2 separate regions of the Homo sapiens genome follow, and region 2 is linked to region 1. A link is a loop called in an ENCODE intact Hi-C map of the cell type or tissue named here. Cell type or tissue: HepG2. All regions are shown on one strand. Each heading gives the region's core, and the rest is flanking DNA. Links, peaks and the distances in the headings are about the cores only.

Region 1 (2,926 bases), core at 278-2,777:
AATATAAATGGGTAAGGAACAGATTTTTGGAAAAGAAAAAACGATGAAGTAGATTATTAGTCTCTAGAATCACAGACTTAAGACAACTCGAGTTGGAAAGACACACAGCAGTCATCCATCTAGATCAGGAGTGTCAGTCCCTAGGAGAGTTGAAATGAGCATTGCCAGGAGTTTGTGATAGTTGAAATGACCAGCATTGCCGTGGGAATTTATTCAGTGAGGAGGGCCCTTGCCCTACTCTTCTGCTTCAAAGTCACTGTGAGTTTTTCAATAGAAATCATGTGAAAGAACTTTTTAAACTGTGGACAATTATCTACCACAATTTCATGATGGGGGTGGAGATAGGATGGGAGCTACAGGGTCTAAAAAGTAAATGAATACAACTATTCCAGCTCTAACTGACCTGTCCTCTGAATTCCCAGAGCACTTGGTGGGTGCCAGTGGAGCAGGAGCTGTGAATGCCAGTCACAGCCACAGCTTGCCAGGGTTGGAATCTGCTTTAACACCTATCAGTTGGGTGATCTTGGGCAAGTTCCCTGACCTCTCTGTGGCTCACTCGGGGATAATCATAATACCTTTCTCATGCATTTCAAAATTTTCTGTCTTCCCCTGCGAATGGAGATTTCATGGTAAGTGGGACCTTGTTTGTCTTATTCATTGAAATATCCCCAATATACCATATCACAAGGGCTGCCTCTCCCTCTTCCCGGATTTCTTTGCTAAATTGTTTAATGCCTCTACCTGATTTTTATAATCTGGCCTCACCCTAATGTTTCCTCCAACTGAAAGTACACCCTCCACCCTCTGGGTGCCAGTGGAGCAGGAACTAAGAACGCTATCATGACGACAGCTTGCCAGGGTTGGAATCTGCTGTAACACCTGCCTACCAGTTGGTTGCTCTTGGGAAAGTTCCCTGACCTCTCGGTGGCTCAAATACTCAAATAGGTATAATCCTAATACCTTTCTCATGGATTTAAAAATTCTCTGTCTTCCCTTGCGAGAATGGAGATTTCATGATCAGTGGGACCTTGTTTGTCTTATTCATTGAAATGTCCCCAGTATACCACACTGTAAGCACTCAGTAAACATTTGTAATTTTTGTACATCGGGTGAACTAACATTAGAGTTACTTGTCAGACCTGGTGTTAGGTGCAACCATTAGAAATTATTAATGCTGGCCAGTCACGGTGGCTCACACCTGTAATCCTAGCACTTTGGGAGGCCGAGGCGGGCGGATCACGAGGTCAGGAGATCGAGACCATCCTGGCTAACACTGCGAAACCCCGTCTCTACTAAAAATACAAAAAAATAGCCAGGCATGGTGGCGGGCGCCTGTAGTCCCAGCTACTTGGGAGTCTGAGGCAGGAGAATGGCGTGAACCTGGGAGGTGGAGCTTGCAGTGAGCTGAGATCGCGCCACTGAACTCCAGCCTGGGTGACAGACCAAGACGCTGTCTCAAAAAAAAAAAAAGAAAAAGAAATTATTAATGCTGTTCAACAACATAAAAAGTTGACTATGTGAGGTAACGTTACAAAAACATTTTCATGTACATATCATCAAAACTATATAAGAATATAAGTAATGCTGCTGTCTGCCCACCAGGTGGCCTTGCTCTGTAGGAGCAGTCACAACTCTTAACAACACTGGAGCGTAACACTGCCTTTTCGATAAAGCTGTTTTATTCTATCTCTGGCTTGCCCTTTGCCCTTCTTTCCTGGGCAAAGCCAAGAACCCTCGTGGACTAAGCTCCACTTTGGGGCTCATTTGCCCTGTATCAATGGTAACACCTATTTCTTAGGGTTAATGTATAATTTAGAGACTATGCAACACATTTAATATAGGTGCTGGCATACAGTAACTAATTTTTAACTTTAGAAATTAATCAGGCCAGGAATGGTGGCTCATGCCTGTAATCCCAGCACTTTGGGAGGCCAAGGCAGGTGGATCACTTGAGGTCAGGAGTTCGAGACCAGCCTGGCCAACATGGTGAAACCCCATCTCTACTAAAAATACAAAAAAAATTAGCCAGGCTTGGTAGCACACACCTATAATCAATCCCAGCTACTCAGGAGGGTGAGGGAGGCATGAGAATTGCTTGAACCTGGGAGGCAGAGGTTATACTATACTTCTTTTGTAAAATCTACTTTTTTCACTTAATATTTTCCCATGTCATTAATGCTTCTTTCAATATATTGATGTTTTTTGGCTGCATGGGTTTTTATCATATGTATGTACTGCAATTTAATTAATCCTATCATGGATTTTAATATTTACATTTTTTCCTTCTCACAAGCAGTACGGCCATGAATAGATTTGTATCATTGGGCATATCTGTGAATATTTCTGTAGGAAAAATCCTAGAAGCAGAATGTCTTTGTATGTGCATGTACATTTCCAGGGATTGGAGGGTAGGTATGGAGGGTGGAGTATGGTGGTAGGCACATTTTAAAGGATTTGGATTCATTTTCTCAAATTACCCTACAGAAAGCTACACATTGCTAATAGCAGTGCATGAGAGCCTCTTTCTCAGACCTTGGCCAATATGAAAGGATACTATTTTTAAAACTTTGACACATAGGCAAGAACAATATGTGGTTTCACTCACAACTCTGTGATTACTAAAGTAGTTGATCTTTTTCAAAGTGTTTATAGAGCATTTTTATTTCTTCTGTGTGAGTTGCCTTCATGTCTTTGCCCATTTGGTTATTGTTGTTGTTGATGTACGCTGCCTCATTCATTGATTATATCCCCAAGATCTGATATCTGACAGACTTGTGCTCTCATTTTACAAGATTATCGTGTTATTAATTGTGATGGGATTTTGGATTTCATGCTTTATACTGAACTATCTCTTCCATGGAGAAGGTAACATTTAACATTTTTATAGTTGTTCCAATTAATATGTATTATTCAGACAGTCCAAACA
Region 2 (2,926 bases), core at 269-2,768, 210 kb after region 1:
CTCCCAAAGTGCTGGGATTACAGGCGTGAGCCACTGCCCCCGGCCGGGAATCAAACTTTTTACTGCATTACACAAAAACTAAAAAGTTTTATTGAATTTTTATTATCATTAATCACATTATATCTTAGCTGCTTTTAATCCTCAGATAATCTCACAAGCTAAAGATCTTAAAAGAACAACTGCCCAGTTTAGGGGTATATCATATATGACTAGTGGGACAACCTTCCTAGAAAATAACTGGGAAATATGCTCTCCAACCATCCTTTGAATCCTTTAAAATGCATATACCCTTAACCCACTATACATTTACCTTTAGAAAATAAATCCTAAGGCCGGGCGTGGTGGCTCATGCCTGTATTTCCAGCAATTTGGGATGCCTAGGCAGGTGGATCACCTGAGGTCAGGAGTTCAAGACCACCCTGACCAACATGGTAAAACCCTGTCTCTACTAAAAATACAAAAAATTAGCCGGGCATGGTTGGCACCACACTTGTAATCCCAGCTACTCGGGAGGCTGAGACAGGAGAATTGCTTGAACCCAGGAGGCACAGGTTGCAGTGAGCCAAGATCGTGACATTGCACTCCGGCCTGGGTGACAGAGTGAGACTTCGTCTCAAAAAAAAAAAAAAGAAAAAGAAAAAAAAGAAAAGAAAAGAAATCCTAAAAAGAGAGCCAGGTATGTGCACACATATTCATCTAAAAGGATATTCATTTGTAAAATTATTTATTTATAAATATCTATGCTAGGAAAAAAATTGGAAATCACCCATTATGATATTATTGGTGATCAAGTTGTGGTGCATAAAAATGGTAGAATACAAGACTGGGCGCGGTGGCTCACACCTGTAATCCCAGCACTTTGGGAGCCCGAGGCGGGCAGATCACGAGGTCAGGAGTTCAAGGCCAGCCTGACCAATATGGTGAAACCCTGTCTCTACTAAAATAAAAAAATTAGCCAGGCATAGAGGCACATGCCTGCAGTCCCAGCTACTAGGGAGGCTGAGGCAGGAGAATAGCTTGAACCCGGGAGGTGGAGGTTGCAGTAAGCCGAGATCATGCCACTGCACTCCAGCCTGGGCAACAGAGTGAGACTCCATCTCAAAAAAAAAAAAAAGGTAGAATACTGTATAGTTATAATCTAGTCACCACGTATTTTTCCTAAATGAAAAAACTGGATAAAACAGTATGTAAAACACTATTAAAATATATTTCTATACACATATATCAAAATACTAATAGCAATTATCTGTGGGTAGTCAGATTATAGGTGGCTTTCATTTTCTTCTTCATCTCAGTGGTCACATTTTATGCCAGGAGTGCATAACTAAAGACCTCACATAACTCAAAACTCACATGAAACAAGATTAATCCTAACAGAAAAATTAATCCTATTTACCTGCAAAAGTGGTGCCACCATGTGGCAAGAACACAGAGTTTATAATTCACTTGGCCCCAGCTTTGAAAATAATTCTATACTTTATTGATTTGGGGGCAAAGGAGAATGGGAGGAGAAATTTATGCAAATTTATTCCTTGCATATATTAATATTCTGTACTTTTTTCCATTCACAATTCAAATTTACATTGCTTGCTATGCATAGCACTATACTGTTGAATTTTCCAATTTTTTGCCAAGTGTAACTATTATATCGATTACTTTCATAATCAGAATGAATCATTTTTTGAAAGAAAAAGTTCCCATTTATCCAAAGTCTACATTTAGTCACTTTAACTCGTTTAGAAAACCAATGACATTTTTATCTCTTTGGTTTCCTCACAGATGAGGATAACACTATAGTACTATAAAATGATAATTATGACCACTGCAAAAAACAGTATCTAATTTTATATTTGTTTCAGCTACCACTGAAAATAAATCAATTGCCCTGTGCTAGGGAAAAAATGCTAGGTAAAGAATAAGACCAAAGCAATCAAGAAAGCCCAGCTTTTTCAAACTACCAAATTATCAAGGGACCTTGAAATGCAAAATTCAACATCTACATATGAAGGCTTTTTTACAAACTGGCCGCTTTTTCAAGGAGCATCATTGCCAAGTAATTTCATAAATAATGCACAAAAAAGGCAAGATGTCTGAAGCAGTGTCTGCCTCACTATTGCAAATATTAATGAAGAACAAAAAAAGAATCCCCCGTTCACCTGGCAAACGAGTAGAAAAGCAGATGAAGTTATTTTTTGTTTTGTTTTGTTTTGTTTTGTTTTTGAGATGGAGTCTCGCTCTGTCACCCTGGCTGGAGTGCAGTGGTGTGATCTTGGCTCACTGCAAGCTCCGCCTCCCAGGTTCACACCATTCTCCTGCCTCAGCCTCCCAAGTAGCTGGGACTACAGGCGCCTGCCACCACACCTGGCTAATTTTTTATATTTTTAGTAGAGACGTGGTTTCACCATGTTAGCCAGGATGGTCTTGATCTCCTGACCTTGTGATCCGCCTGCCTCAGCCTCCCAAAGTGCTGGGATTACAGGTGTGAGCCACCGCGCCTGGCCAAAGATATTTTTAAGTCCTTCACAGTTGGTACCGTTTTATACTTGCCAACTGGAAGAGGAAGTGTTTTCAATACAATAAGCAATAGTCTCATACCTTTCATCCTTCTCGTGCAATATACTTAGGAGAAATGTTTCATAAAGAACTATAAATTTTAAAAAACATATACATCAAGAGGTAAGATTGGTTGAGTAAGAGTTATAAACCATCTTTTTTTTTTTTTGAGACAGAGTCTTACTCTGTCACCCAGGCTGGAGTGCAGTGGTGCAATCTCGGCTCACTGCAACCTCCACATCCCGGGTTCAAATGATTCTTGTGCTTCAGCCTCCCCAGTAGCTGGGATTACAGGCACATGAGACCACACCGGCTAATTTTTGTATTTTTAGTAGAAACAAGGTTTCACCATGTTGGCCAGGCTGATCTCAAG

What was found. Peaks named below come from ENCODE experiments on the same cell type or tissue, not always from the same donor. Only the 100,000 strongest peaks of a DNase experiment are listed, where the experiment ranks them.
Region 2: it touches region 1 in a loop (6-fold over the local background); 23 of 110 quality-filtered maps call a loop at or near these places.

Annotation. Positions count from the first base shown.
Region 1 is chr4:83,259,421-83,262,346 of GRCh38, reverse strand. No RefSeq gene overlaps it. Among named protein-coding and RNA genes, the nearest start is that of COQ2, 24 kb to the left of the region's middle. In HepG2, for the core only: a CTCF peak has its summit at 1,608 (motif pointing right); a DNase peak (open chromatin) is centred at 1,616.
Region 2 is chr4:83,053,636-83,056,561 of GRCh38, reverse strand. The region is part of intron 4 of COPS4 (COP9 signalosome subunit 4); the gene reads right to left. Among named protein-coding and RNA genes, the nearest start is that of COPS4, 20 kb to the right of the region's middle. In HepG2, for the core only: a CTCF peak has its summit at 1,404 (motif pointing left); no DNase peak of the experiment used is centred there.